4 separate regions of the Homo sapiens genome follow, and regions 2, 3 and 4 are each linked to region 1. Evidence: read pairs that join two places in POLR2A ChIA-PET (ENCODE). Cell type or tissue: HepG2. All regions are shown on one strand. Links, peaks and the distances in the headings refer to the core of each region. The heading gives the core; the rest is flanking DNA.

Region 1 (7,706 bases), core at 1,173-5,172:
TATGGACGTGTTTGGGGAATCCTGTTTTACGGGCATGTGCTGAGCACAGACGGGCACTATTCTGTGAGAGTGTCGTGAATGAGGCTATCGACTCAAAGTAACACAAGCCCCTGCTGTTTGTGAGAAGCACAGTGCAGGAAGGAAGGATAGGGCTGAGATGCCAGGGGCTGGAAGCCCCACCCCCCACCGCTCTGACACATCAAAATGAGCGGCTTTCTTCTCTGTCCTAGCGTTGACAACGTCCCCTTCACACACGCCCCCAGTTCCAGGAATTTCCGTGCTCTCCGCAGGGCAGAGAGGGCCTTGAACTCACAAATCAACAAACTCTGAAAGTGTAAACTGAAAACGTACGCTTGAAAAGAGGCCCAATATCCGTTTGGAAACAGGGGCGGTCACAGTATTCCCCTTTTTCATGAGACTGCACGCGTGCGTGGCAGTAAGGACCTAGAAAGGAGGATGAGGGTGGTTCAGGGGAGGGAAGCACAGAGGATGTGCATGTTCATGAGACTTTTGCATGTTTTGGGGATACAGGACATGATGTTGTGTTGGTGGTACAGGGCCCAGGGCTGATTTCCTCATGGGCTGATGTTTAGGACACCAGGCCTGGCAATACCTTAGAGGTTCAGATCAGGAGCGGACTCAGTGGGTTATCCTTGGACTCTTGAGGAGAAAACATGCAAAAAATAGAATCCCCTGATGTTATCTATTGGGCTGGCAAAACTGATATTTTCTGGGGTTTAGCAATGTGAGGCTTCGGGACAGGTCCTCTTCATGGATGTCAAATTGGCATCTTCAGCCAACGCGTTCACATCAAAATTGTCAGTCCCCCTCAAAATTCTACTCCTCACCCCCAAGTCTCCCCAGTCTCTATAAAAGGCACTACCCAGTCTGCAAGAGCCCAAACTCGAAACGTAGACATCATCCTCTGTCATCCTCTGTGCTTCTCACTCTCATGACGTAATGAGATTCAATCCACTTCTGTTCACCTTCGTCCAGGTACCAACACCTCTCCCTAGATAACTATCACATCTTGATGATGAGGGTCACTCCTGTCCCCATGATAAGTCTATCCTCCAAAAAAATCAAGCTGCAGACCTTCTGCAAATGAGTCAGATAATGTCATTCTCTCACCCACCTTCCATGCCAACTGAGCCTAGATCGGTGGCTCTAGAACACTTGGATTAAAAGGAAAGCTACCCGTGGTTGGCCCACAAGGTCGGTGGCAACCTGGCTCTTGTCTGCTGCTTTCCTTACCCACCACCCCCTGGCCATGCTGTCCTCACTGTCCCTGAAAAAGCTTCCTGCCCCAAGACCTTCACTCTTGCCTTTCCTCTAATTGGAATTTCCTTTCCCCACAGTCCCCATGGCTGTTTCTTTCCCAATTTTCACGTTTCAGCTCAAAGGTCATATCCTCAAAGGCAGACCTGGGGATTAGGAAGAGGCTTACGGAGGTGCACAGTCATCCAGAAAGCTGAGGGGTTCAGGGACGGGAGATGTTGGTCCAAAGACACAAAATTTCAGTCATGAAGGAGGAATACGTTCCGGGGATTATACCACATGGTGAGTATGGTTAATTTTATTTAAGATAAATAATATTTAACACAATGGTTTTGAAAACCAAAATGAACGCAGAAAGCAACCCCCCATAATGGATGAACAAATACTCAAAATTTAAATCAAACCCAATGTGTGCTGAGCTGTACTGAAGCCCGAGGCCAAAAAAAAAAGTGTGATTCCCTATATCCGTGTGATTGTGCAATTTTTTTTTTTTTTTTTTTTGGTAGAGACTGGGTTTCGCTCTGTTGCCCAAGCTGGAGTGCAGTGGTGACTCGGTGAATAGTATTACCATCCAAAATTCATCCATTCCTGCCTCTGTCCTTGGCTATTACCCTAATCGTAGCCTCCTATCATGTCCACAGCCCACTCTTGACCTAGTGGCCACACAGCCCAGAGAAGTCCCTGAGCAAATATTTGTTCTTGAAGATTGCTTCAGCCTCGACCTCCTGGCCTCAAGCAAGCCTCCCATTTCAGCTTCCAAAGTAGCTGGGACTAGAGATATGCAACACCATTTCTGACTTTTTAAAAATTTTCTGTAGAGATAGAGTCTTTCTATCTTGCCTAGTCTGGTCTTGAACTCCTGGTCTCAAGTAATCCACCCGCCTCAGCCTTCCAACATGCTGGTATTACAGGTGTGAGCTCTCTCACGCAGCTTGTAATTATTTAATGGTTCACTCCCCACCCCCACAGAATATTAGTTTTAAAAATGTTGAAAAAAGGAAAAATAGCTATATTAAACTCGCAATGTCTTATGTTAATTTTATGTGTTAAAAATAGAATTTATTATAATTTTATTTTCCCGGCCTCAGTGGAAGCAGACTCATCAATAATATTTTCAAAATCTATTTCTGGAAAATAACCATTAAAAAATACATAACCGGGAGGCTGAGGCAGGAGAATCGCTTGAACCAGGGAGTTGCAGGTTGCAGTGAGCTGAGATTGTGCCACCGCACTCTAGCCTGGCAACAGAGACTTCGTCTCAAAGAAAAAAAAAAAAACAGTAGCAACATGCTTAGGGTCATACGCACTTTTCCTTTTGCCTGAGGGTCTGATGTAGCTCAGCACAGTCTCATAGGGTCCTGTCTTTATTTAAATTTTTAATATTTTGTTTATCACGTTTTTTTGTACATGAATTTTTTTTTCAAATACTGCATGAAAATATTGTTTATCTTGATGACTGAGTGTTTTGTGCTGTTGTTTATTGAGCTTGCTGTGTGGCCATTATTCCCTTGTTCATTTAATTCTCATGCCGACCCTGGGAGCGAGGTCTTCTTCTTTTTTTTTTTTTACAAATGAGGAAGCTGTGGCTCAGAGGATTAGGTGGCCGTGGTGTGATGGATTCTGTCCAGGCTAGTCTGATTCCACAGTCAGACAGAATGAGAGGAGGCCACCCCTTTCCTCTCTGTGCCTCAGAGGCCTCATCAGGAATGTGGGAAGGTGATCACGCCTGCCCTGCAGATATGCCGTGCCACGGGCATCCAGTAGAAAGCTACGTGCAGAACAAGTATAATACATATTAATTACTTCATTATCATAGTCGTGATGAGGTGGGAGGATGGCTTGAGCCCATGAGTTTGAGGCTGCAGTGAGCTATGATCACAGCCCTGCACTCCAGCCTGGGTGACAGAGAAAGACCCTGCCTCTAATAAATAAATAAATAAAATAAAATAAAAATAAGTAATGATTGTAATGATAATGTTGATGGTGTATCTATTGGCAACCCTGGCCCCATCCTAAATTTGAAACTGCTGATTCTAAAAATACAAAAATCCTTTGTCTCAGTTAACAGTTCCACCATCCAAAACACATCCATGCTGCCTCTCTCCCTGGCTAGTGCCCTAATCGCAGCCTCCTCTCATGTCCACCCCTGCCCTAGTGGCCACACAGCCCAGAGTGTCCCTGGACAAAGTATTTGTTCTCTTTGAAGTTTATCTCTACGTGACTGTCTGTTTGACCTCCTCCACTCTCTCCCATTAGCTAAGCCGGCTTCCAGGCCCTAGGAATCTCAGTGCTCTACAGAAAGCCCGGCATGGAGTAAATGCTCAGTTAATATTGATGATGCTCATAATTCCTAATTTTAACAGCTAAATTATAAATCCCAAGTCCTTACCACCTACAAGGACCTTCTTGATCCAACATCCCTTCCTTCTCTCCTTGACTCTCCCTAACAGGACTTCAGCCATCTTGGTCTCCTCATCCTTCCCAGAATGCACTCCGTGTGTTTCTGCCCCAGGGCCTTGGCACCTGCTGTGCCCACTCCCCAGTGTTCTTTCCCCAGGACTGCTTCCTCCCCTTACTCGTCTCTCTTCACTTATCACAGCCTGGGAGAAGACAGCCCTGGCTGCTCCATCTCCTTCGCCCCCGTTGCTCTCTCTCCTACTATCTCTGATTCTTCATTATGGCACATGCATTATATTTCATGAGCTGTCTCCTTCCCTAGAGCGTACGTGCCTCAAGGGTTTTCATTGTGGGTTCTTGCAAATCACTGTATCCCAGGGTTTCTCGGCCAGGGCACTCCTGACTTGTGGGGCCAGAACATTCCTCCTTGTGTGTCGGGGTCGGCAGGGGTTGGCTGTTCTGTACACTATGGGATGTTTAGCAGCACCTCTGGCCTCTACCCACTCAAGGCTAATAGAACCCACCCCTTCCAGCTGTGCCGACTGAAAGTATTTCCGAATGCCTCTTTGTAAGCAAAATGGTCCCTGGTTAGAAACCTCTGCAAGATCTCCATTTTCTAGAAGCGTGTCTGCTACTACTGTTGGGGTAAAATCAATGGTTAATGCATAGACAAATGAAGAAACAAATGATGAAAGCAGATAATGGTTGATTATGATGCTTGCAGGGGACTTGGAATGCTGAGCAGGGTACAGCCAATTTATGGCATTCTACAAATGTCCAAGGGTGCAGTTTAATTATAGGAAAGAACACGCCTCGGGGCCCCATGCTGTTTAATTTTGTTGTCCATTGCTCCAGCCTGTTTTCCCTAAAGACCTCTCACCGGGAGGCTCCAAGGACAAAGGCCAGCTCTGCCTGTTGCCATGGAAACTGCAGCTTGTGTGGGAGCCAGGAAGGGGCTGCTGAGAGAGGCTCAGGGCTGGGCAATGTCCAGGCTCCAGAGGTGAGCATGCGTGGGTTTGAAAATGTCCCAGCATACAAGGAACACAACATGAGCTCAGGAAAAGAACAAAACATGTTTCCCATCCCCACCTGCACTCTCTGTGCTGTAAGGAATGTTTCTTCCTTGCAAGGCAAAACCAGAACTGATCAGTGTTCGATTCTAGGGAGAATGGCATGCACCTAGCTCTCCTTGCCAGGTAGATTTTGGTGGATAAAGCTCAAAACTGTCAGGAATTGCAAAGCTGTCAGGAAACAATTTCAGTTCTTCATACAATGAGGAACATAGACAGTGCTATGGATTGCATTTGTTTACCCCCCAAAATCATACGTTGAAGCCCAAAGCCCCAGTGTGATGGTGCTTGGAAGCAGGGCCTTTGGAAGGCGATTAGATTTTCCTCCTCCTCCTCCTCCCCTTCCTCCTCCTCCTCCTCCTCCTCCTCCTTCTTCTTCTTCTTCTTTTTTTTTTTATAGAGTCTTGCTCTGTCACCCAGGCTGGAGTGCAATGGCGCGATCTCGGCTCACTGCAACCTCTGCCTCCTGGGTTCAAGTGATACTCCTGCCTTATCCTCCTGAGTAGCTGGGATTACAGGCGCCCATCGTCATGCCTGGCTAATTTTTGTATTTTTAGTAGAGACAGGGTTTCCCCACGTTAACCAGGCCACTCTTGAACTGCTGACATCAGGAGATCCACCCGCCTCGGCCTCCCAAAGTGCTGGGATTATAGGCATGAGCCACCGTGCCTGGCCAATGATTAGATTTAAATGAGGCCACCAGGGTAGGGCCCATGACAGGTTTCATGTCTCTATGAGAAGGGAAAGTGAGTTCTCCAGACACTAAGTCTCTCCCACCATGTGAGGACACAGGGAGAAGGAGGCCGTCCGCAAGCCAGGAGGAGAGCCCCCACCAGGGACTGAGCCACTGGCACCTCGATCTGGGACTTCCAGCCTCTAGAACTGTGAGAAATAAATCCCTGTTCTTCATAAATTACCCAGTTTGTGGTATTTTGTTAGCACAAACAGACTGAGACCCAGCCTGAGTCGACTGAGACAGAGAGTGACTGGGTGGTGAGACTAGCTGCGCGGTATTGAGACGTGTCATCCTCAAACATCATCACTGCCTTGACGCGTATCCGTGCGGGTGCACATGGCACTCAGTCATCCACTTAAATGGCTACAGAGTATCCGACTAGGGGAACACAGCAGGATCCACTCATCTCTTCTCCTGTCGATGGCCCCAGGATTTTCTGCTGTTACAAACAACCCTGAAACAGCACAGAGCTGGTGCTTGCTACATGTACTTCTCTCCTTCGCCCAAACGTGGGAGACTTTGCTCTGGTGAAACTTCTAGGAATGGAGCTGCTGGGGGAGAGGAAAAGCACAGATTTATAACCTACTCGGAATTTCCCTGATTAATGACCCACATGCTAGAGTGAAGCCCAAAGTCTCTCTAAATCTCTCTCTCGCCTTCTCACTCACGAAGGGAATGGCTTTCTCAGAAAGAGTAAAATGTGGCCAGGATTCTGGGTACGTGCATTTTCAAACCATAAACAGTTTTCTAGATGGGACCAAATTGCTTTCCCAAATTGTGGTTTAAAAGGGAGGTTTCAGGCCGGGCGTGCTGGCTCATGCCTGTAATCCCAGCACTTTGGGAGGCTGAGGCGGGTGGATCACGAGGTCAACAGATCAAGACCATCCTGGCCAACATGGTGAAACCCTGTCTCTACTAAAAATACAAAAATTAGCTGGACGTGGCGGCGCATGCGCCTGGAATCCCAGCTACTCGGGAGGCTGAGGCAGGAGAATCGCTTGAACCGGGGAGACGGAGGTTGCAGTGAGCTGAGATCGCAGCACTGCACTCCAGCCTGGTGACAGAGCGTGACTCCGTCTCTAAATAAATAAATAAATAAATAAATAAATCAGGGAGGTTTCAGGAAGGCAGGGGCATCCACTATGTTTGCTCTTTTTCATGTGACCATCATCAAGCATCACTAGATTGTGAAGAAAAAAATGAGTAAATGGAATATTTTTACTCAGCGTTGGGATTTAAGTCTATACATAAGTCTTTATCCTGGTTTATCTTGCTATTACGACGGGCAATGAAAGATTTTATGTAGCAGGTTGGCCCTTGGGCTGGTGTCTCACTGTGTCCACACTGTTTATGCAAATAGCATGGTTTATGCTAAATAGCCGCCTTCCTACTGGGCGTCTGGAATTCTGGTAGATGCCAGGCAGCAGGTGCCTGTGTGACCAGCCCCAAGTAAGTGCCCCGGACATCGAGTCTCTAATGAGTTCCGCAGCAGATGACATTTCACAGGTGTTGTTGCAACTCCTTGCTGGAGGAATCGGTGCCTCCTGTGTGACTCCCGCGAAGAGGGCTCTCGGTGCCATTCCCCCTCGCTGACTTTGCTTTTCATTCTTTTGCTGTGAGTCCTTCCAGTGAGTCATGAAACTTGGAGGTGCCCCTGGGGACCCCGACCCATGGCGTTCAGGATGCTGAAGAAACACACGTTGTTTTATACAAAATTGCTTTCTTCTGTTGACTGCCAGCCACGACATCCCTTCTTTTAATGAGTCGCCTCATAAACATCACTGTAATGACCACAAGGTGGGGACTAGGGGTCCTGTGCACTCAGGGGCAGAACCGCTGGGTCAAAGAGTGAACATATTTTAAAGTCTGAACTCATTCCCCAAAATGCTGAACAGACGCAGTATGTCACACACGTGCCTGCCCCAGCCCCTGCCAACTGCATTTTCATCTTCACCCATAGGATACAGTGGAAACTGTGGTTCAATTCGGTTTGGGTATCCTCTTTTCTTTTTTTCTTTCTTTTTTTTTTTTGAGATAGGGTCTCACTCTGTTGCCCAGGCTGGAGTGCAGTGGTACAATCTTGGCTCACTGCAGCCTCAAACTCCTAGGCTGATCCTTCCACCTCAGCCTCCTAAGTAGCTGGGACCACAGATGAGCACCATCATGCCCGGCTAATTTTTGTATTTTTTGTAGAGATGGGGCTTCACTATGTTGTCCAGGCTGGT
Region 2 (7,706 bases), core at 2,264-6,263, 57 kb after region 1:
TGCAGCCTCAAACTCCTGGGCTCAAGGGATCCTCCTGCCTCAGCCTCCCAAGTAGATGGAACTATAGGCATGTGCTACCACACTCGGCTAATTTTTTTAGTTTTGTTTATAGAGATGGGGTCTTACCTTCTTGCCCAGGCTGGTTTCAAATTCCTGAGCTCAAGCAATCCTCCTGCCTAAGGTAGCCTCCCAAAATGCCAGAATTACAAGCATGAGCTACCACGCCTGGCCTAAATTCAGTTCTGACACTACCTGGAGTTAGAGTCAGATCCCACAGGCCCAGGCCAGAGCTCAGCCCAAGTCTGCCCTCATTTCAGATGCCAATTGCAAGTCCCCAGTTGGGACCTGTACTTTTGACCTATGGCCTATAAGTCAGGGTTCCCACGATGCCCTGCTTGGGTGTGATCATTTGCTACAGCGGCTCACAGAACTCAGGAAACCACGTTACTTAGATGATCCATTTATTATAAAGAGATGACAGATTCCTGGCTCGTGTATATGAATATTGTTGTTGGGATGAGGCTAATGGCAAAGGTGCATGCAATGGATGATTTTACGTAATTGGGGTACAAATCACTACAGTAGATGTCAGTTAAGGTAGCAGCAGTTGGTAAAATTAGTGATATTAGGGGTGTTACAGTATGGGAGGAAAATGTACTTGTTACTTTTATTTGGAGTTGCACCAGTGTTTTTGGTTCCTTAGACCAATGGTTAACTCTAATCCTTTAAAAGTTGAGAATGCCATATTGTTATATATTGGGGCATGAGTTACCAGTTCTTGCATACTTTCTCGGTAGATAAGAAATTGTAGACTTCTGTTATTAGATCCACGATCTAATGTTTTGGTTAAACTATAACAACAGCATGTAAAACTCAAAATCATTTTGGGGTTTAAGGATAATAGGAGAAGGGGTGTTAGGTGTATCGGTATTGGGGTATTTTCTTGCATGAATGAGGATTTAATATTGTTGATGTGGTATGTAAATATTCCTTGCTGTGTGGTGATTAGTGTGTACAGAGAGTAAAGGGCTGTGATTAACGTGTTAAGTCCTATAAGCATAACAGTGAAATCGCATCAGGAGGATGAGGCTGTAGTTACGAAGGTACGGGGTGAGACGTTTCCATGTCCTCTCTGGGCGAACCACCCCACCAGCGCTTCTGCGTGTTCAGCAGCCTGGAAGCTCTCCAAACCCTGTCCTTTTTGGGGTTTTATGGAGGCTTCATTATGTAGGCATGATTGATTACATCCCTGGCCATTGGTGATCAACAACCTTCAGCCCCTCTCCTTTTCTCCTCAACGTGGCGAGGAGGGACCTGAAAGCTCCAACCCTCTAATCACATGGTTGATTTCCCCGGCAACCACCCCCAACCTGAGGCTGTCCGGGAGCCCCTAGTAGCAGTCACCACTAGCAAACAAATACACTTTTCAATTCGAACCTGTGTGCCCAGAACATGAGCAGAAACCAAATATGTATTTCTTTCTTTTTTTTTTTGTTTTTTTGAGACAGAGTTTCACTTTGTTGCCCAGGCTGGAGTGCAGTGGCATAGTCTTGGCTCACTGCAACCTCCGCCTCCAGGGTTCAAGCAATTCTCATGCCTCAGCCTCCTGTATAGCTGGGATTACAGGCGCCTGCCACCACGCCTGGCTGATTTTCTTTTTGTATTTTAGTAGAGACGGGGTTTCACCATGTTGCCTAGGCTGGTCTTGAACTCCTGACCTCAGGCAATCTGCGCATCTCGGCCTCCCAAAGTGCTGGGATTACAGGCGTGAGCCACTGGGCCCGGCCATTTCATATTATGTCATAGAGAGAAACAAAAAACAGGAAATAGGCCAGTAAATAAAATAAGTAGGAACTGTACTAAGTGTTGTGAAGGCCAGACCACAGAAGCAGACACAGCAAATAACCCAGGAGATCCTCTTAGAGTAGACGGTCCTGGAAGGCGCCTCCTAACACCATCACCTTAGAGGGCAACATTTCTTTCTCTTTTTCATTAACTTTTAAGTTTGGGGTACATGTACAGTTTGTGATATAGGTAAATGCATGTCCCAGGAGTTTGTTGTGCAGATTATTTCATCACCCAAGTATTAAGCCTAGTACCCATTATCTATTTTTTCCTGATCTTCTTTCTCCTCCCATCCTCCACCATAGGCCCCAGTGTGTGTTGTTCCCCCTCTATGTGTCCATGTGTTCTCATCACTTAGCTCCCACTTATAATTGAGAACATGTGGTATTTGGTTTCTGTTCCTGTGTTACTTTGCTAAGGTTAATGGCCTCCAGCTCCATCCATATTCCTGCAAAGGACATGATTTTGTCTCTTTTTATGACTGCATAGTATTCCATGGCATATATGTACCACGTTTTCTTTATCCTGTCTACTGTTGATGGGCATTTAGGTTGATTCCATGTCTTTGCCACCATGAATAGTGCTGCAATGAACATACATGTGCATGTGTCTTTACGATAGAATGATTTATATTCCTCTGGGTGTACACCCAGTAATGGGATTGATGGGTCAAGAAGTATATATATATATAAAAGCTCAGTATCAGTGATCATTAAGAAAAATGCAAATCAAAACCACAATGAGATACTGTCTCACACCAGTCAGAATAGCTACTGCTAAAAAGTAAAAAAATAATAGATGCTGGCAAGGTGGCAGAGAAAAGGGCATGCTTACAGACTGTTGGTGGGAGTGTAGATTAGTTCAGCCATTGTGGAAAACAGTGAAGGTAAGAGTTCAACATAAGAATGGGGAATGGGTGCACACAGTCAGTCTACAGCAGGGAGTCTGGGGCATATGGACGGCATATAAAGCCAAGCGGCCCATGAAATCCACCAAGGAGAGGATGTGGAGAGGGAAGGGAAGGAGCCCCGGACAGAGTCCTTCAGAAACGTCTGTATTTAAAGGTCAGGTTTTGAGAAGGAACCCACTCAGTTCAGTGAATGAGAAGACCCAGGAGGTGCAGAATCACCAGGAGGACTCGGGGAAGAAAGCTGTGCAGAGGGTTTTGTGGTTGTTTTAAACAATGGGGGTGCAGGGGAGGCTTTCCAAGGTGAGGAGTTGGACAGGATGAAGACAGTGAAGTTGTGTCACAGTACTGACTCCGTGTTAGAGAAAAGCTTGCTTGCTTGCTTGCATAGAATCCTTGCTTTGCTCGAGTTTGTAGCTTCTTTATTAAAAACAGCCTCCGGAGAACAAGGCCTTCAACAGAGATAAAAGAGAGAGCAGCTGACCAGCCACCCTGGGAATGTGCTGACCGCCCTGATAAGAACAGCTTGAGCATTCCTGCAGAAGGCCAGGGACATTGACCAAGGAAGCCGCGATTAACTGTCCGCCTGAGCCCGTGCACGTTTCCCAAAAGCACTTTGACCATCATTTAAGCTCCCCTAATTTCCCTGATCCGGAGGCACACGTGGAGAGGTGGTCTTGGAACACGCCTCCACTGTTCACCGCCTCCCCAGGGGTGCCACTTCTGGAATAAAACCAACTTTCCTTTTCACCCAGAGCATGTCACCTTCCAAGGTGGACGTCCCTGTCAAGGTAGCTGCTCTTCTTCTCCTTCTTCTTCTTCGTCTTCCTTCTTCTTCTTCTCCTTCTCCATCTCCTTCTCCCTCTCCCTCTCCCTCTTCCTCTTCTTCTTCTTTCTCCTCCTCCTCCTCCTCCTTTTCTTCTTCTTCTTTTTTTGAGACAGAGTTTCACTCTTGTTGCCTAGGCTGGAGTGCAATCTCAGCTCATTGCAACCTCCGCATCCTGGATTCAAGCGATTCTCCTGTCTCAGCCTCCTGAGTAGCTGGGATTACAGGTGCCTGCCACCACAACCAGCTAATTATTGTATTTTTAATAGAGACAGGGTTTCACCATGTCGGCCAGGCTAGTCTCAATCTCCTGACCTCAGGTGATCTGCTCGCCTCCGCCTCCCAAAGTGTTGAGATTACAGGTGTGAGCCACTGTGCCCAGCCCACAAAACATCTTTAACAGTTGCTTTGGGGTGGCTGTGGAACAGGAGGGGCACACGGTGGTCTCCAGAGAGCTGTTGACACAGTACAACAAAAAGTTTGAATAAAAAAGTTTGAATAAAAAAGACTGCTAATTTTCTTGGGGGATTTTCTCCATCACTTTGTTTGGAATTTGTCTGGTGCAATTCATAGAGGGGCCCACCGTGCACACAGGGGGAGTTTCCCACGTTCTTCCTGCTTTTCTAACACTGATGTTCCAAGATATTTCAATGGTCATGATAAGCGAAAAGTTCAAGGGAATGTGTACTAAGATAAGTAAACACATACTGAGATAACATCCTCAAACATTTTTTCTCAAATAAGAAAGTAGAGGTTCTAAACAGGAAAACAGAACTGGAATTATCAAGTTACTGGACAGTTATAATTATCAGACTTTAAGAATGAATAATCAAGTTTCAACCAATTTCAGGGTATTAGTTGTCTTTTCTGTGTCCACCCATCTGAAAAACCAGAGAACAACACGAAACGTCTCCGTATTAAAGACAAAAACAAAATTCTGTTCTGAAAGTTCTTAGCCTTTGCAACCAAAATCAGAAGAAAAAGAAAGCGATCACATTTTTTAATGGAACACATGAAAGTGTATAAGTGAGCCTGAGAACCATCTAAGGTAGCCCAGGTCTAAGTAAACACAAACACAGATTTCTGTTTTTTTAAAAAAAGAAAATATAAAGTTGTCACAACATTAACTTCACAGAGAAAAAAAGAAAAGGAAAAAAAATTTCCTTGCAAACAGTTGGTGTGCAAACAGATGGTGTATTCAAGTCTGTTTACTGCTGGGCAAGGGAGGGATTCCGTATGCCAAACACGTAGTGCTGTGTATGGAAGACACCATTCATTTGCCCAACTTCACTGCGATGCATACGGTGCTGAAATCAAAGCTTGCTTTTACCTTGGGGCAAAATTCTCCAGCAGGGGGATAAGCTGATTCAACATCTGTCAGCTGGACTTTTAAAAAATTCAAATATGTGGGTTCAGTGCTCATCCATTTCTTTCTAAACAACTTGAATTCAAATTCAGTCTCCATTCCTTATAAGCCACGGGAATTTCTTTATCTTACCGTGAAATATGTCAGGCATGGAGAAGATCGTATATATAAATATACATCGGAATGCATTAAAGATAATCATAAAACCAACAACCACACATGTAACTTTTAGACATTACCAACGCTAAATAAATTCCCTGAAAATCAGTTCTTCAAATGACTGGCTTATTTTATTTATTTATTTATTTACTTTTGTGGATGGTTAATTCCCTGAATGGCCAAATTTGCCCAATTCACCGGATGCAGCTAGTTAACAGCGACAGAAGCATGTTTCCTTTAACTCCTTGTGACAGCTACAGCGATCCCAATTGTAAGGGAGTTCCTGGAAACTTCTGTGCTGTTTAAATGATCTGACTTGAAGTTTTCGTTTCATTTTTTTGGCAGATTTTAGTTTAGCTTTACATTGGCTGTAGCTGCTTCATTGTAGCCAAACTGAAGTTCAGTGTGTTCTGAGGATTTTTATATTTAAAATGAGAATTTCGGGATGCTTCCACCAAGCGTAATACAAAAGGTAGAACAGGTTTCTATTATCCAACTCATTTTCACTCCTGTCTTTTGAAATTCTCTTAACAGATATGTTACCCAGTGTGATCACACAAATGTTTTCAACATGGGTAAGACATCTGAGAAATGCTCAGTGCCTATAATGAGAATTACACCTAAATCTGATGCGTCTTTGAGCCTGATTTGCAAATCAGCTACAGAGCTGAGATAAATCTGCCAAAGTGAAACAAAATCTACAGTGAAACCAAATTTAATTTCAGCTGAAATGAAACTAAAACATCAAAGCTGGCTGGGTGCAGTGACTCACACCTGTAATCCCAGCACTTTGGGAAGCTGAGGCAGGAGGATTGCTTGAGCCCAGGAGTTCAAGATCAGTCTGGGCAACATGGAGAAACCCCATCTCTACAAAAAATTGCTGGGCGTGGTGGTGTGCAACTGTGATCCCAGCTACTGGGGAGGCTGAGGTGGAAGGATTGCTTGAGCCCAGGAGGTGGAGGCTGCAGGAGCCATGATCGTACCACTGCACTCCAGCCTGAGGAACAGAGCAAGACTCTGTCTTGGAAAAAAGAAAGAGAGAAAGACAGAAAGAGGGGAAGGGAGGGAAAGGAAGGAAGGAATGGAGGAAAAGGAAGGAAGGAAGGGAAAGGAAAGGAAGGAAGGAAGGAAGGAAGGAAGGGAAAGGAAGGAAGGAAGGGAAAGAAAGGAAGGAAGGAAGGGAAAGGAAGGAAGGAAGGGAGGGAGAGAGGGAGGAAGAAAGGAAAGGAAAAGAAAAGAAAGAGAAGAGTTACCCTTGAAGTCCATTAACACCATCCCATGGTGGCATGATTTTGTGTAATGTTTACAAATATTTAGTAGAAATTCATTTACAGTGGATCCATAATTTGGCAAATTGTCCATTTGGCAAATCCTCTTTCCAACTCCTCCCCCTGAACAGCGCATCCCATCACTTGTGGCTCATCGGAAAGTCAGTTTGTCATCTTCTCTTGCTGGCATCAACCGATCTATTTCCTTCTCTGCATGAGATCTTCCCATCAACATTCCCACATACTGTGTTGTCTTCCATCTTAAAAAAACAAATGCTTTTTAGATCTTAAGTTCCTCCCTAGCCACTGCCCCTTCATAGGCAAAACACATCCAAGGCATCTCTCTGCTCCTTCCCCTCAACTCTCTCCCCTCCCTCTCTCCCGAGCCCATGGGTATCTGGCTTCCATTCCCAACCCACACTGACCTACTCTTGTCAAGTTCCCCAGGATTCTCCACTTTGCCAGAAACAATCCAGTCCTTAGTCTTCATCAGATCCAATTGTTGACCACACATGACAACTTAGACCTCGTCCTCTCTGCTAAAATCTTTCCTCGTTTGGTTTGCACATCCCAAACTCTCTGGGTTTTCCTTCCATGTCAGTGAGCATTTTCTCACTTCTACCCACACTCACTCCGTCCAGCCCATGCCAATTCCTAGCTGTACTAGGTGGAACGGGGTCCCCCGAAATTCATGTCCACTCAGAACAGAATGTGGCCTCATTTGGAAATCGAATTTTTGCAGATATCATTATTTTAGATGAGGTCACAGCAGATGAGGGAAGGTCCCACATCCAATAACTCGTGTCCCAATAAGAAGAGAAGAGGACACGCAGAGATGCAGGGAGGAGCATGCCTTGTGATGTTAGAGGCAGAGCTTGGAGCCCTGTGGCTGCAAACCAAGGGACACTGAGGATCAGGGGCAACCAGATCCAGAAACCAGACGTCACAACATTGAAGAAGATCCAAGGGTCTCATCGTGCTGGGAACAAGATCCAGACGGCTCCCTTGTGCCTGCGAGGTCCCATGAGGTCCCATGAGATCCATTGCTCTTCTTCAGCCTACTCTTACCTTCTCCCATCTCCCCTTTGTTCACTCCATTCCCACCACACCAAGCTTCCCTCCATTCCCTGAGCATGTTCTGTGCCTCTGCAGGGAGACTGTGCCCTTCCGGTTCCCTCTGCAGTTCCCCCAGAATCTTGCTGTGGTAGAATGAGTACATCCTTCGGGTCTTGGGGCAGTTGTCCCCTGCTTGGAGGAGCCTTCCTGACTACATCAGCTGACCACATCAGCCGCCTCTGCACTACTCCCCACTCCCTCCACCTGCTCTACTCTTTC
Region 3 (7,706 bases), core at 2,127-6,126, 94 kb after region 1:
AGGTATGCTTTTCATCTGTAAAGTGTTAGCAGGGTCATGGTGAAAGGGGGGCCCTAGGGCACCTCTCTGGGAGATGGATTCTCTTCAACCATGCGCCCCATCCCCCGTGGGGGTGTGCCAGCCTCCTGGGTTACAAGTATCCTAATTTGAAGGTCACAGCTCCAGTGACCTTCAGACCTCTGATTGATCTGGGAGCCTCCAGCCCTCTGGCCCACGCTGACTCCCCTGGGAGGCTCCTGGGCAGCCACGCCAGACTCACGGACGCCAGGGGCCTCTTGTCCTTAATCCCTCCGGCTGCCAGGCTGGAGGCCCTTGCAAGGGCCAGGAAGGAGGCTTGCTCCTTTGACCTCTCCATCTTCCACCCCAGCAGAGGAGGGGTAGCCGGAGACCCCTGCCTGACACCAACAGACAGGATTTCTATCCCAGTGGGGTATAAGGAGTGCAGAGCTGGAAGGGAGAAAGTATCATTGCTTCCATATCCAGCAACGGGGGAGGTGTTGGCCCCGTTAAGATTTCCACATTCAGGAGGGGGTTGCAGACGCAGACCCCGCCTATACTCCCATCCCCTGCTGGGGCAGGTGACCCAAAAACCCTGTTTTCAGCTACAGTGGGAAAGATTCAAGTGAGAATCAAAAACCTCCTAACTCCTCCCTACCTCCCTCAGCCTCAGTATCCCCAGTCTCCTAGAAGGCCTCAGCTTCCTGCACACCAGAGTAGGGGGAATGGAGGGAGGGGCAGAAGGTTCCACCCCATTCACCCTGCAAATCAAAGATCAGGGAGATTCCCAGCCCCAGTACAGAGCCAGCTCTCTGGGGGACCAAAAGCCAAGGTCTGCCTGTCCCTTAGGTTCCCCATCACAGGGCAGTGGCAGGCAGGTCTCCTCTGGAAGCTTCGTCCCTCCCTTCTGGTGCCGACCAGAAGAATTCAGAGACCTTGCCTAGGGACAGTCAGGTGTAAGCTATAAATAATATTCTGTCAGACATCGGCAACAGAGCATCCACTCATTCAGCAAGTATGTTTCATGCTTGTGCCCTGGGCACTGTGTTAAATTCTAGGAAGTCCGGGGGAGCCGAAGACATGTCTGTTTTCTCCTGGAGTGGATGAAATGGGGTGTGGGAACTGACAAACAGAATCAAGATAATTTTTTTTTTTTTTTGAAACAGAGTCTTGCTCTGTCGCCCAGGCTGAAGTGCAATGGTGGGATCTCGGCTCACTAGAACCTCCACCTCCTGGGTTCAAGGGATTCTCCTGCCTCAGCCTCCTGAATAGCTGGTATTACAGGCACCCACTACCTTGATCAGCTAATTTTTAAATTTTTAGTAGAGACAGGGTTTCACCATTTTGGCCAGGCTGGTCTTGAACTCTTGACCTCAGGTGATCCACCCACCCCAGTCTCCCAAAGTGCTGGGATGGCAGGTGTGAGCCACCGCGCCTGACAAGAAAATTTTTAAAATAAATGGAATTAGGCAATGACATGCTTTAGGATCTGACACCAAGCACAGGCAACAGAAGTGAAAATAGGCAAATGGGACTATATCAGATGTAAAATGTTTGTGCCTTAAATAACACAACAATTGACAGAATGCAAAGACAACCTACGGAATAAGAGAAAATATTTGCAAATGATACATCTGATATGTGGTTAATATTGAAAATATATACAGAACTACAACAACTTAACACCAAAAAAATCAAATAACACAATTCAAAAATGGGCAAAGAGCTTGAATAGACACGTCTCCAAAGAAGATATACAAATGACAAACAAGCACGTGAAAAAATGTTCATTATTAATCATTAAAGAAAAGCAATTTGAAACCGCAATGAGATACCAACTCATACCTATCGGGATGGCTACTATCAAAAAAAAAAAAAAAAAGGAAAGTATAAAAGGCAATGTGGGCCAGGCGTGGTGGCTCACGCCTGTAATCCCAGCACTCTGGGAGGCCGAAGCAGGCAGATCACGAGGTCAGGAGTTCGAGACCAGCCTGGCCAGCTTGGTGAAACCCCATCTCTACTGACAGTACAAAAAATTAGCCAGGCATGGTGGTGCGCACCTGTAATCCCAGCTACTCGGGAGGCTGAGGCAGGAGAATCACTTGAACCCAGGAGGCCGAGGTTGCAGTGAGCCAAGATCACGCCAACTGCACTCCAGCCTGGGCGATATAGCAAGACTCTGTCTCAAAAAATAAAAAAATAATAAAGAAGGCAGTGTGGAGAAATTGGAACCCTTGGGCACCATTGATGGGAATATAAAATGGTACAGCCACTTTGGAAAATGGTATGGCAGTTCCTCAAATAATTAAAAGTAGAATTACCTTATGATCCAGCAATTCCAATTCTAGGTATTTACCCAAAAGAAAACATGGACTCAAAGAGATATGTGTGCAGCCATGTTCCTAACAGCACTATTCACAATAGCCAGGAGGTTGAAGCAAAGTAAATGCCCATCAACAGATAAATGGACAATGGGAATGTGGTATATGCATACAATGGAACATTAGTATTCAGCATAAAAAAGGAAGTGTTGTGATATAACATGACTGAACCTTGAGGACATTATGCTAAGTGAAATAAGGCAGTCACAAAAAGACAAATGCTATTATCTCACTTATACGAAGTTACTGAGTCAAATTCATAAAAACAGAAAGTAAAATGGTGATTTACCAGGGAATGGGGTAGGAAGAAATGGGGAGTTGTTTTTTCATGGTTATAGAGTTTCCGATTTGCAAGATGAAAGAGTTCTGGAGACCTGATTCATAATAATGTGAAAATACTTAACATTACTAAATTGTACACTTAAAGTAATTAAGATGGTACATTTTATGTTATGTGGTTTTTACCACAATAAAATAATTAATGAAGATCATAAAACTGGGGAACTTGCTGGTTCCTCAGGAGTTTCTACATAGGAGGGACTTCAGAGGGTAAAGAGAAAGGAACTTGAAGCCGGTTTGTATATTGCTTTATAAATAACTTTGAGGAGACACAAGTTGTCCACATGAAAGACTGGGGGTTAATTATGGGGATGAGGCCACTTACAGCACGACATACATTACTGGAGGGTGACCGAGGCTATTTTAGCTCAGGTTCTCAGAAAAGGCCCCTTCAAGGAAGTGACATTTAAGTTGAAGGAAGCCTAAATGATCAGTCAAGCAAAGATCTGAGGGAAGAACATACCGAGAAGTGAGAAGACAATGGAGAGAAATATGTTGGAGAGGGAGAAAGAAACCCAGTGTGGCTGAAGAAGCCAGCGGAGAGGTGGGAGGAGACGACTCTGAGCTAGGGTAAGGTTTTTGTAAAGGTAAAAGGTCTGCAGGAATACAGGAATGCTGCAATTCATAATAACAGCTATGACTATTATTTCTTTTCTTTTTCTTTTTTTTTTTTTTTTTTTGAGACAGGGTCTCACTCTGTCGCCCAGGCTGGAGTGCAGTGGCACGATCTCAGCTCACTGCAACATCCGCCTCCCAGGTTCAAGTGATTCTCCCGCCTCAGCCTCCGGAGTAGCTGGGACTACAGGCACGTGCCACCACGCCCAGCTAACTTTTGTATTTTTAGTAGAGACTGGGTTTCACCGTGTTGGCCAAGCTGGTCTTGAACTCCTGACCTTGTGATCTGCCCACCTTGGCCTCCCAAAGTGCTGAAATTACAGGCGTGAGCCACCACACCTGGCTGACTATTATTTCTATCATTATTATTGTCTTGTTGATTTCCAGGGAGAGAGACTGAAATTAGGGTGGCCATTACAGGATGAGCATATCTAATGGGAAAATCTGAAATCAGAAATACTCCAAAATCTGATATGTTTGAGTGCCAGCATGATGCCACACGAGGAAAATTGCAAAGGGTTGCAGTGAAAACACAGTCAAAACTTTGTTTTCATGCACAAAATTATTAAAAATACTGCATAAAATTATCTCCAGGCTATGTGTATAAAATGTCTATGAAACATAAATAAGGCCGGCCATCGTGACTCATGCCTGTAATCCCAGCACTTTGGGAGTCTGACGCGGGCAGATCACCTGAGGTCAGGAGTTCGAAACCAGTCTGGTGAAACCCATCTCTACTAAAAATACAAAAAAAAATTAGCCAGGCATGGTGGTGGGTGCCTGTAATTCCAGCCACTCGGGAGGCTGAGGCATGAGAATCGCTTGAACCTGGGAGGTGGAGGTTGCAGTGAGCTGAGATTGTGCCACCGTACTCCAGCCTGGGAGACAGAGCAAGATGACTCCGTTTCAAAAAAAAAAAAAAAAAAAAAAAGGAAACAAATAAATTTCATGTATAGATTTGGGTTATATCCCCAAGATATATCTCATTACATAAATGCAAATGTTCCAAAATCTGAAAAAATCTGAAACCTGAAACACCTCTGGTCCCAAGCATTTTGGATAAGGGATATTCAACCTGTATCCCCTGAGCCTTCAAACCCTGGTTCCACCACTCACCAGCTACAGGCCTGGCCCCTGCCTTAGTGAAGCTTATCATCTAACAGGGAAGACAGACATCACATCAGAGAGGACAGGATGTTTGAGCAGCACGGAAGGGGTGACCATTCCATGGTGGGCTGGTAAATGTTTAACAACTAGCTCTCAAGGGAACAAAACCATGCTTTGTAGAGTCTGCCAATTCCCATGGTGTAAATATTCCCACTGTGGCTGACCTGAAGCTAACAATGTGATATCACCGAATGTGGAGTTGCGAAGAGATGAACAAAACTGGATCTCATGAGGCTGGTGAAGCCACCACTGGGGCTACCCCGATTCTGAAGGGGATGGGAGGAAGGCATCAGAGAGGGCCTCCTTGGAGGAAGTGTCCTGAAAAGTGCAGGCAGAACAGGAAGGAATGGCAAGGGGAAATGTTTCAAGCCAAGAGGTCCAGAGCTCCAAGTCTGGCTACTGAGAGTGCAGCCTCCAAGAAGTGCAGGAAAACAAGAGCATGACAGCAGAGACACAGCCCGTTTTGTTTTTTAATTGTGGAACAATACAGGTAACATAAAATTTACCATCTTAAACTTTTTTGTTGTTGTTGAGACAGAGCCTCGCTTTTGTTGCCCAGGCTGGAGTGCAATGGCTTGATCTCAGCTCACTGTAACCTCCGCCTCCTGGGTTCAAGCGATCCTCCTGTCTCAGTAGCTCCTGAGATTACAGGCACTTGCCACCAGGCCCAGCTAATTGTTTGTATTTTTAGTAGATGAGGTTTAGTAGTTTATATTTTTAGTAGATGAGGTAGAGATGGGGTTTTACCATGTTGGTCAGGCTGGTCTCAAACTCCTGACCTCAGGTGATCCACCCGCCTCGGCCTCCCAAAGTGCTGGGATTACAGGCATGAGCCACCACACCCAGCCAATCTTAACCATTTTTACCGTACAGATAGCAGTGTTAAATATATTCACCTTGTTGTGCAACCATCATCACCATCTGCCTCCAGAGCTCTTTTCATCTTGCAAAACTGAAACTGCCCTCATTAACTCCCCACTCACCACTTCCCTCAGTCCCTGGCAATCACCACTTTACTTTCTGTCTTTATGAGTTGGACTACTCTAAGTACAGTATATAAGTAAAATCATACAGTATTTGTCTTTTTGTGACTGGCTTATTTCACTTAGCATAATATTTTCAAAAGTTTCATTCAAGACCGGGTGCGGTGGCTCACACCTATAATCCCAGCACTTTGGGAGGCCAAGGCAGGCGGATCACTTGAGGTCAGGAGTTCGAGACCAGCCCGGCCAACATGGTAAACCCCATCTCTACTAAAAATACAAAAATTAGCTGGGCATGATGGTGCATGCCTGAGGTCCCAGCTACTTGGGAGGCAGAGGTGAGAGAGTCACTTGAACCCGGGAAGCAGAGGTTGGAGTGAGCCGAGATGGCACCACTGCACTCCAGCCTGGGCGACACAGCGAGACTCCATCTCAAAAAAAAAAAAATAAGTTTCATTCATGTTGTAGCAAGTGTCAGAATTTCCTTTTCTTTTCAGGACTGAACAATATTTCATTGTACGTATAGAGCACATTTTGCTCATCCACGCATCCATCAGTGAACATTGGGTTGCTTCCACCGCTTGGCTACTAGGAATAATGGTGCTATGAATACGGGTGTACAAACATCTCTTCGAGACCCGGATTTATATTCTTTTGTGTGTATACCCAGAAGCAAGATTGCTGAATAGATGTCTAGTCTGTTCTGCACACTACTATTGTCCCAGCCTAGTTCCTGGCATTCAAGAATGCTTGGGAAATACTGAACTGTGTTTAGAATAAGGTCCTGGGGGACAGCCATGGTGGTTCATGCCTGTAATCCCAGTGCTTTGGAAGGCTGAGGTGGGTAGATTGCTTGAGCCCAGGAGTTTGAGACCAGCCTGGATAATATAGAGAATATGTTAAATAACATAAAAATAACCACTGGGTGTTGGCTGATGCCTGTAATCCCAGCCCTTTGGGAGGCTGAGGCAGGCGGATCACTTGAAGTCAGGAGTTCGAGACCAGCCTGGCCACATGGGGAAACCCCATCTCTACTAAAAATACAAAAATCAGCCAGGTGTGGTGGCAGGCACCTGTAATCTAAGCTACTCGGGAGGTTGAGGCAAGAGAATCACTTGAACACAGGAGGCAGAGGTTGCAGTGACCCGAGATCCTGCCATTACACTCCTGCCTGGGCGAGACAGAACAAGACTCCACCTCAGAAAAAAAAAAAAAATGTAGCCAGGCATGGTGGCGCACTCCCATGGTCCCAGTTACTTGGGAGGCTGAGGCAGAAGGATCACCTAAGCCCAGGAGGTGGAGGCTGCAGTGAGCTGTGATTGTGCCACTGCACTCCAGCCTGGGTGACAGAGTGAGACCCTGTCTCAGAAAAAGAAGAAAAAGAAAAATTTCCTGGGAAGAATTCTACTTACTTGACACCTGCCACGAACTCTACACAGCCGTACATCCCTAAACGTGCTTAGAAGTGCGCTGTTAGACCATTTCGTCATTGTGTGAACATCCTAGATTGCACTTACACACACCTAGTTGGTAGAGTCTACTGCACACCCAGCCTCTATAGGACAGCCAGTTGCTCCCAGACCACACACCTGGATAGGATGCTATTGTTTTGAATACTGTAGACAACTGTCACCCAGTGGTATCTGTGGGTTTTGTTTTTTTGTTTTTGTTTTTTTTTGAGATGGAGTCTCGCTCTGTCACCAGGCTGGAGTGCAGTGGCACGATCTCGGCTCACCACAACCTCCGCCTCCTGGGTTCAAGCGGTTCTCCTGCCTCAGCCTCCCGGGTAGCTGGGATTACAGGCACCCGCCACCACGCCTGGCTAATTTTTGTATTTTTAGTAGAGACGGGGTTTCAAACACATTGGCCAGGCTGGTCTCGAACTCCTGACATTGTGATCCGCCCGCCTCAGCCTCCCAAAGTGCTGGGATTACAGGTGTGAGCCACTGTGCCTGGCCAGAGATAGGATCTTTAAAGAGGTAAATAAAATGTGGTCATTAGGGTGAGTCCTAATCCATATGCTGCTATCCTTTTAAGAAGAGGAGGCCAGGACACAGACACACACACAGAGGGACAACCCTGTAAGGACATGGGGGAAAGGCAGCCAGATATCAGCCAAAGAGAGGCCTCAGAAGGAGCCAACCCCAGCAACACCCGGACCTTATACTTTTTGCCTCCAGAACTGTCAGAAAATACATTTCTGTTGTTTAAGCTACTCGGTCTG
Region 4 (7,706 bases), core at 1,228-5,227, 75 kb after region 1:
AGATATATATAGAGAGGGAGAGATTCATACAGAAAATTGCTAAAATTACTCCTGTTAGGGTAGTAGGACTATGGCAGTTTCTTAAAGGTATTTTAAATAATTTTTTTAAATTAAAAAAATGCAACCTTTGAGAAACTTCAAACTATATAGAAATATAGAAAGCAAAAAAGCAAAAATATTCTCCCAATCCCACAGGGCCAATCACTAGCAAGGTTTTCTTGCTTTTACCTTCTCTAAATTTTTGTACAAAGGATGTATATATAGTATCTGTGTTTGTGTGTACACATGCATGCTCACACACAGTGTCTTTTTTATAGACATAAAATAATATTCTACATACAGCATGGCAACTTGCCCTTTGTTGTTTTTTGAACCAACAGTGCATTTTTGACAACTTTTTAATCCTAAAATGATGGCCAGTATTAATATTTTATTTTTCTGGATGAGCATGGTGGCTTACACCTATAATCCCAGCATTCTGAGAGGCCAAGGCAGGAGGATCGCTTGGCCCCAGGAGTTTGACACCAGCCTGGGCAACACAGTGAGACTCCATCATTACAAAAAAAAAAAACAAAAAAAAAAAACAGGCGTGGTGGTGCACGCCTGCAGTCCCAGCTACTCCACAGGTGAAGGGGCTGAGGTAGGAGACCAGAGGCGGTGATTGAGACCACAGGGGGTGATTGTGCCACTGTACTCTAGCCTGTGTGACAGAATAAGACCCTGTCTCAAAAAAAAAAAAAAAATACAAAGTCCAGAAATGTTCTTGGTGTATTTAAAAATATAAGTAAATACAAACATATATATACATATATACTCTTTCAACAGAATTGAATTCAGACTCTATATATCATTCACTAACTTAATTTTTTTCCCTATTTGACCCAACAGTATGTCCCAGGCAAGGCAACCTCCTATGCTGAAACACACATCTCTGCATCAACCTTTTCTGCAAAAGATTCAATGGTATGGATGCAACACCATTTATTTTACCATTTCTATATTGATAGACAGAGAATCTCCAATATTTTGCAATTCTCGCCTTAAAATGTGCACTTCTCTGAGTATTTCTGCAAGATTAATTAGTGGAAACACATTTGCTGTGTTGGGGGGGTCATACATAGTCAAAATGTTGGCAAGTCCCATAAAATCACCTCAGAGAGGTCATACCCTAAATGTCTCCCATTGCCACGTATGACAGCAGACACTTACTCTGCCCACCCTCACCAACACTGGCCTTTATCAGGATTTTTTTTTTTTTTTTTTTTTTTTTGAGACAGAGTCTCACTCTGTCACCCAGGCTGGAGTGCAGTGGTGCGATCTCGGCTCACTGCAACCTCTGCCTCCCAGGTTCAAGTGATTCTCCTGCCTCAGCCTCCCAACTAGCTGTGATTACAAATGTGTGCCACCACCCCCGGCTAATTTTTGCACATTAGTAGAGACAGGGTTTCACCATATTGGTCAGGCTGGTCTCAAACTCCTGACCTCATGATCCACTTGCCTCAGCCTCCCAAAGTGCTGGGATTACAGGTGTGAGCCACCCATGCCCAGCCCTAGGATTTTCATTTTTACATCACTCTGAGAGTTAAACTTGACATTATGTGGTCCTGATTTCCATTTCCTGTTCACTCGAGAAGTGATGCCTCTCTTTCTAACTTCATGGGCTTTTTCTTTTTCTTCTATCATTTGCCTATTAATCATTTTGCTCACACATTTTTTCTTTTTTTATTATTATTTTATTTTATTTTTCCATAAGTTATTGGGGTACAGGTGGTATTAGGTTACATGAGTAAGTTCTTTGTGGTGATTTGTGATATTTTGGTGCACCCATCACTCGAGCAGTGTACACTGCACCATATTTGTTGTATTTTGTCCCTCGCCCCCCTCCCTCTCTTCCCCTCAAGTCCCCAAAGTCCATTGTATCATTCTTATGCCTTTGCCGTCATAGCTTAGCTCCCACATATCAGTGAGAACATACAATGTTTGGTTTTCCATTCCTGAGCTGCTTCACTTAGAATAATAGTCTCCAATCTCATCCAGGTTGCTGCAAATGCTGTTAATTCATTCCTTTTTATGGCTGAGAAGTATTCCATCGTATATATATACATACCACAGTTTGTTTATTCACTCATTGATTGATCTAAGACCTGAAACTATAAAAATTCTCGAAAATAACATTGGAAAAACCTTTCTAGACACTGGCTTAGACAAGAATTTCATGACCAAAAACCCAAAAGCAAATGCAATAAAAACAAAGATAAATAGCTGGGACCTAATTAAACTGAAGAGTTTTGCATGGCAAAAGGAACAATCAGCAGAGTAAACAGACAACCCACACAGTGGGAGAAAATCTTCACAATCTATACATCTGACAAAGGACTAATATCCAGAATCTACAATGGACTCAAACAAATCAGTAACCAAAAAAAAAAAAAAAAATCCCTTCAAAAAGTGGGCTAAGGACATGAATAGACAATTCTCAAAAGAAGATATACAAATGGCCAACAAACATATGAAAAAATGCTCAACATCACTAACGATCAGGGAAATGCAAATCAAAACCACAATGCAATACCCCCTTACTCCTTCAAGAATGGCCATAATCAAAAAATCAAAAAACAGTAGATGTTAGCATGGATGTTGTGATCAGGGAACACTTCGACACTACTGGTGGGAATGTAAACTAGTACAGCCACCATGGAAAACAGTGTGGAGATTCCTTAACGAACTAAAAGTAGAATTACCATTTGACCCAGCAATCCCACTACTGGGTGTCTACCCAGAGGAAAAGAAGTCATTATGTGAAAAAGATACTTTCACACACATGCGTATAGCAGCACAATTCACAACTGCAAAATCGCGGAATCACACGTCTTTTTCATCGAAAGGTGTAAGTGCCATCCCTGTTGCATCTGAATCCACCTCCAGCCTTCTCCGCCATTTCCTACTCCACTAAAACCAACTTGTAAAGGATTAACATTTAAACATCAGAAACGGAATGAGACAAAATGGCCTCACTGGAGAGTCAGAGTGAAAACTGGCCCGAGCAGGCTTTCAGGAGCGAAGTGTGCCAAACAGCCGTGAAGCTGGGGATTAAAGTCTTTCTTCCATCTGGAACCTGGCGTCGGCAGCACAGTGACCACATTGTGCTCCTTCCCAGAAAAAGCACGGTGTTGCCTGGCTACCCGGCAATGTATATATGGCTTGGCAGCTTGCCTGATTTTGCAACTCAGAGGAAAATTCCAGGGTGGGATGCAAGCTGAGGTTCTAGGACACATGGTTTAACCCCTGCCTCTCAGGGAACTTGAGCCCAGGGGCCTTCCACGGCCAGGTAACTCAGGCCAGGTGAGCAAACCTCCAGGGTGTTTGGTCTCCTTCCTTGCACAATAGGCTCAACAGGACCCAACTTGGTGAGAAGCTATGTAGAGCCCATGAGGTTCATAACCAAGCTTAGTGCTTCTGGGACCCAGCATTCAGAGGAGTCTTCATATTCAGACATATCCTGGCTTAGACTCGCAGTAGTTTTATGGCCTTGGGATGGTGGTTTAGCTCCTCTGTACGCAGGTTTCTTGTCAGTAAAGTAAGAGTGACCATACCAATCTTTGTGTGTGTGTTGTGTGTGTGAAACAGGGTCTTGCTCTGTCGCCAAGCTGGGGTGCAGTGGTGAGATCATGGCTCACTGCAGCCTTGACCTCCTGGGCTCGAGCCATCATCCCACCTCAGCTTCCTGAGTTGCTGGGACTATAGGCATGCACCACTATGCCTGGCTAATTTTTCTATTTTTTTATAAAGACAGGGTCTCACTATATTGCCCAGGCTAGTGTTGAACTCCTGCGCTCAAGCCTTTCACCTTGGCCTCTCAAAGTGCTGAGATTCTAGGTGTGAGCCACTGCACCGGGTCCCAGTCTTGGTTGGGTTGTGTTAAACATCCAACGTATGAAAACTGCCTCAACAGGGCGGGAAGGTGACAGAGAAAGTTCCCCCTTCTCCTTCCTCCTTCCCTTCTCTTGATCAGGCTTACGATTGGCCTGTCCTCCTTCTGGTAATCCTCAAAGGTCGAGTGACACTGTGCTTTACTGATTCTGCTTAACACTTTGTCATGGCTTTCCATACTAGTGTTCAATGAGGAACTGACTAAGCCCACAAGATCCTGCCTCCCGGCTCCCCACTGTGCACCATGTTCTCGTCTCGCCAGTCATCATTTTGTTCTTTGATCATCCCAAGATAATTCCTACCTCTAAATCATCCCCCTTACCCTCATGAAGATGAAGACAAGCTCTTTTCACCCTGCGGAGTTCAGGTTAAATGTCATCTCCTAAAAGAGGCTCTTCCCAACTGCCCTATCTAAAATAGTAGCCAAGGCCAGGAGCAGTGGCTCACGCCTGTAATCCCAGCATTTTGGGAGGCCAAGACAGGTGGATCACCTAAGGAGTTTGAGACCAGCCTGGCCAACATGGTGAAACCCTGTCTCTACTAAAAATACAAAAATTAGCCAGGCACGGTGGTATGTGCCTGTAGTCCCAGCTACTCGGGAGGCTGAGGCAGGAGAACTGCTTGAACCCAGGAGGCGGAGGTTGCAGTGAGCCAAGATTATGCCACTTCACTCCAGCCTGGGTGAAAGAGTGAAACTCCATCTCAAAAAATAAAATAAAATAAAATGTAAAATAGCAGCCAAATCCAGGCCTCCAAACCCTGGGCCTCCATCCCAGACCAATCCTCAATGCTGCTGGGCTCCTTAAAGACAACCCTTCATCCCCACCCCACACACAAACACACATTCTGTAGATCCCTAGACAAAAACCACCCTCCCATATTACTCAGAAATGTATCCCATGCACACTGAAGTGAGCCTCTGTTGGTTTTCCCACCCCACATCTATTCCCCCTTTATTCTGATTCTAGCACTTTCTATTTTCCTTGGGGATCCAGACCAACCCCACTCTCAGCCTGTGCAGTGTAAGTGGAGATCACATCACTTCCTGATGTGAGAACGGACACATGTCCCAGGTCTGACCAATCAGCATCTCAGGAATTGACTCATGGTTGGGCCTGGAACTTTGGTGGAACTATTGAGATAGAAGTGTTCTGTTTCCTCTGGGTCTCTTAGCTGGTAGCACCCAGGTGCTGAGATGTTGGCAGCTATCTTTACCTTTTTGAGGGGAGATCCTGTGGCAGGATGAAACCACATCAGAGGAAAGCAGGTCTGAGAAACACAGACATGGCCAGTCGTGGCGGCTCACGCCTATAATCCCAGCACTTTGGGAGGCCAAGGCAGGTGGATCACCTGAGGTCACGAGCTTGAGACCAGCCTAACCAAAATGGTGAAACCTCGTCTCTACTAAAAATACAAAAAATCAGCTGGGCATGGTGGTGGGTGCCTGTAATCCCAGGTACTCAGGAGGTTGAGGCAGGAGAATCCCTTGAAGCCGGGAGGCAGAGGTTGCAGTGAGCCGAGATGGCGCCATTGCACTCCAGCCTGGGCAACAAGAGCGAAACTCCGTCTCAAGGAAAAAAAAAAAAGGAAACACAGACATAAAGGTCATATCTTGATAAAATCATTAGAAGTTCTGGATCCAACTGTACTGAAGCTCCTTGAACTTGACAGATGTTGAGCCTATTACATTCCTATTTATTTTGTTTAAGCCAATTTGAGTTTATTTTTCATCACTTACATCTGAAATAGGCATGACAGATAAAGCCCCTCTCCTGGGCCCTTGTCAAGTAATCCCTGACTCATCCCTCTTCTGTATTCTCCATATCCAAATAGTCACCATGTCTTGTGGAGATCAACGTCTGCCCATAAATGAGTCCCCACATCTCTCTTGTTTTCCATTTTTGTGCATCCATTTCTCATCTCTCACACTGATATATCCCCCAGGTGACATGGCTCTAGTCCACCCCGCCCTTGATTCTTCACTGCTTGGCTGTCTCCACTCTTGCTTGCTGTTTCCATACCATTCTCCGATCCCAAGAAGGACATCCTTCCAAAACACAAGTCTAACTCCATCAGTCTCCTGTTTAGAGACATCTCTTCCATGACAAGCAACAGAAATGCTGATTGCTAAAGCGAAATCAAACAAACAAAAATAAAAGTTGTTTACTGAATCATGTAGTTGAAAAGTCCAGGGGTAGTTGGCTTCATGCGTACCTGGACTCAACCCCCCAAAAATTTTTATCAGAGGCCAGGCACAGTGTCTCACACCTGTAATCCCAGCACTTTGAGAGGCCAAAGAGGGCGGATCACTTGAGGCCAGGAGTTTGAGACCAGCCTAGCCAACATGGCAAAACCTTGTCTCTATCAAAAATACAAAAAAAATTAGCCTGGCATGGTGGTCCATTACTGTAATCCCAGCTACTCGGGAGGCTGAGGCACGAGCATAATTTGAACCCAAGAGGAGGAGGTTGCAGTGAGCCAAGATTGCACCACTGTACTCCAGACTGGGCGACAGAGTGAGACTCAGTCTCAAAAAAAAAAAAAAAAAAAAAATTAGAGATCTATTGGTCTTATTTTGCTAGCAGGAATAGTCTGCAATCCTTCTAGCAAAACTCCTAGGGCTGCCCCTCATTGGCCCAGATTGGGTCACATGTCCATCCCTGAGCCAGTGACTTCTATTGACCAGGTAGAGGTCACAGGAGCTGGAGAGAGAGGCCTCATAGGCTCCATGGACTGAGAGGGTGGGAGAGGGTGCTCTCCAAAAGGAAAAGGGTATTTTGTTCATAAAAGAGTGAACACCGGGTGAGCAAAACTTTATATCCACTGTACCCATCCAAGGTACACATGCACCTTCGAGGTCAGGTTCAGGCCTTGTGGAGTTCCCTGTGGCCTCCCCTGCAGCCATGCTTCACCTTACCCACCTCCACCACCACCGCCTCCACGGGCCAGTCAGAATAAACTACTCATCTGTAGACCTCTGCATGTCTGCCAAATGCTCGTTCCTCTCTCATTCCTCTTTTTTTGAGACAGAGTCTTGCTCTGTAGCCCAGGCCAGAATGCAGCAGCGTGATCTCTGCTCACTGCAACCTCTGCCTACTGGGTGCCAGTACAAGCAATTCTTCTGACTCAGCCTCCTGAGTAGCTGGGATTACAGGCATGCGCCACCATGCCCAGTTAATTCTTTTGTATTTTTAGTAGAGACGGACTTTCACCATGTTGGCTAGGCTGGTCTTGAACTCCTGACCTCATGATCCACCCACCTTGGCCTCCCAAAGTGCTGGGATTACAGGTGTGAGCCACTGCGCCTGGCCCCTCTCATTCCTCTTTTCAGCAAGCTCCTGCTTAGTTTCAAGGCCCTGTCACACAGGCTATTTCTTCCAGGAAGGAGTTCCTAAGACCCCACAACACAGGATGTGGTGCAAGGTGGGTATGAATGGGTTCATCTGTGTGGCACTCCTCCCTGCTGCTTCGGGAAAACTCACCCTGGCTTTTATTTTAGGGACTGCTTCTTCTCACCCGTATCCCCACAAAGGTCACCTATTGTAGTATGCTGGGTGCCTTGGCCATGGGAGTGGGCATGTGACCCAAGCCAGGCTGGTGAAGAGCCTTCTAAGGACAAGGGAGGCAGGTCTTCTCCTTGCAGATGGATAACCTGAGAATAGCACCATTCTGACCTCATGGGGAAGCCTTGCATGACAGCTCACTACCAACATGCAGACTCAAGTGGTAGAGAGACAGCTGCTGGCTGCATTCCATCACCCTGAAGACAACTACAC

The links. ChIA-PET counts read pairs that join two places held together with the same protein. Peaks named below come from ENCODE experiments on the same cell type or tissue, not always from the same donor. Only the 100,000 strongest peaks of a DNase experiment are listed, where the experiment ranks them.
Region 2: POLR2A ChIA-PET joins it to region 1 with 11 read pairs; 1 of 35 experiments calls an interaction of 5 or more read pairs at or near these places.
Region 3: POLR2A ChIA-PET joins it to region 1 with 9 read pairs; 1 of 35 experiments calls an interaction of 5 or more read pairs at or near these places.
Region 4: POLR2A ChIA-PET joins it to region 1 with 8 read pairs; 1 of 35 experiments calls an interaction of 5 or more read pairs at or near these places.

The regions. Positions count from the first base shown.
Region 1 is chr19:56,970,797-56,978,502 of GRCh38, reverse strand. No RefSeq gene overlaps it. Among named protein-coding and RNA genes, the nearest start is that of MIMT1, 130 kb to the right of the region's middle. RefSeq lists an enhancer at 3,328-3,622 and a silencer at 3,328-3,622. In HepG2, for the core only: no CTCF peak of the experiment used is centred there; DNase peaks (open chromatin) are centred at 1,952, 2,972, 3,472, 4,592 and 1 weaker place; H3K4me3 peaks cover 708 bases.
Region 2 is chr19:56,915,377-56,923,082 of GRCh38, reverse strand. No RefSeq gene overlaps it. Among named protein-coding and RNA genes, the nearest start is that of MIMT1, 78 kb to the right of the region's middle. In HepG2, for the core only: a CTCF peak has its summit at 4,886; DNase peaks (open chromatin) are centred at 4,212 and 4,912; H3K4me3 peaks cover 627 bases.
Region 3 is chr19:56,877,893-56,885,598 of GRCh38, reverse strand. No RefSeq gene overlaps it. Among named protein-coding and RNA genes, the nearest start is that of MIMT1, 41 kb to the right of the region's middle. In HepG2, for the core only: no CTCF peak of the experiment used is centred there; a DNase peak (open chromatin) is centred at 4,578; H3K4me3 peaks cover 773 bases.
Region 4 is chr19:56,896,251-56,903,956 of GRCh38, reverse strand. No RefSeq gene overlaps it. Among named protein-coding and RNA genes, the nearest start is that of MIMT1, 59 kb to the right of the region's middle. In HepG2, for the core only: no CTCF peak of the experiment used is centred there; a DNase peak (open chromatin) is centred at 3,156.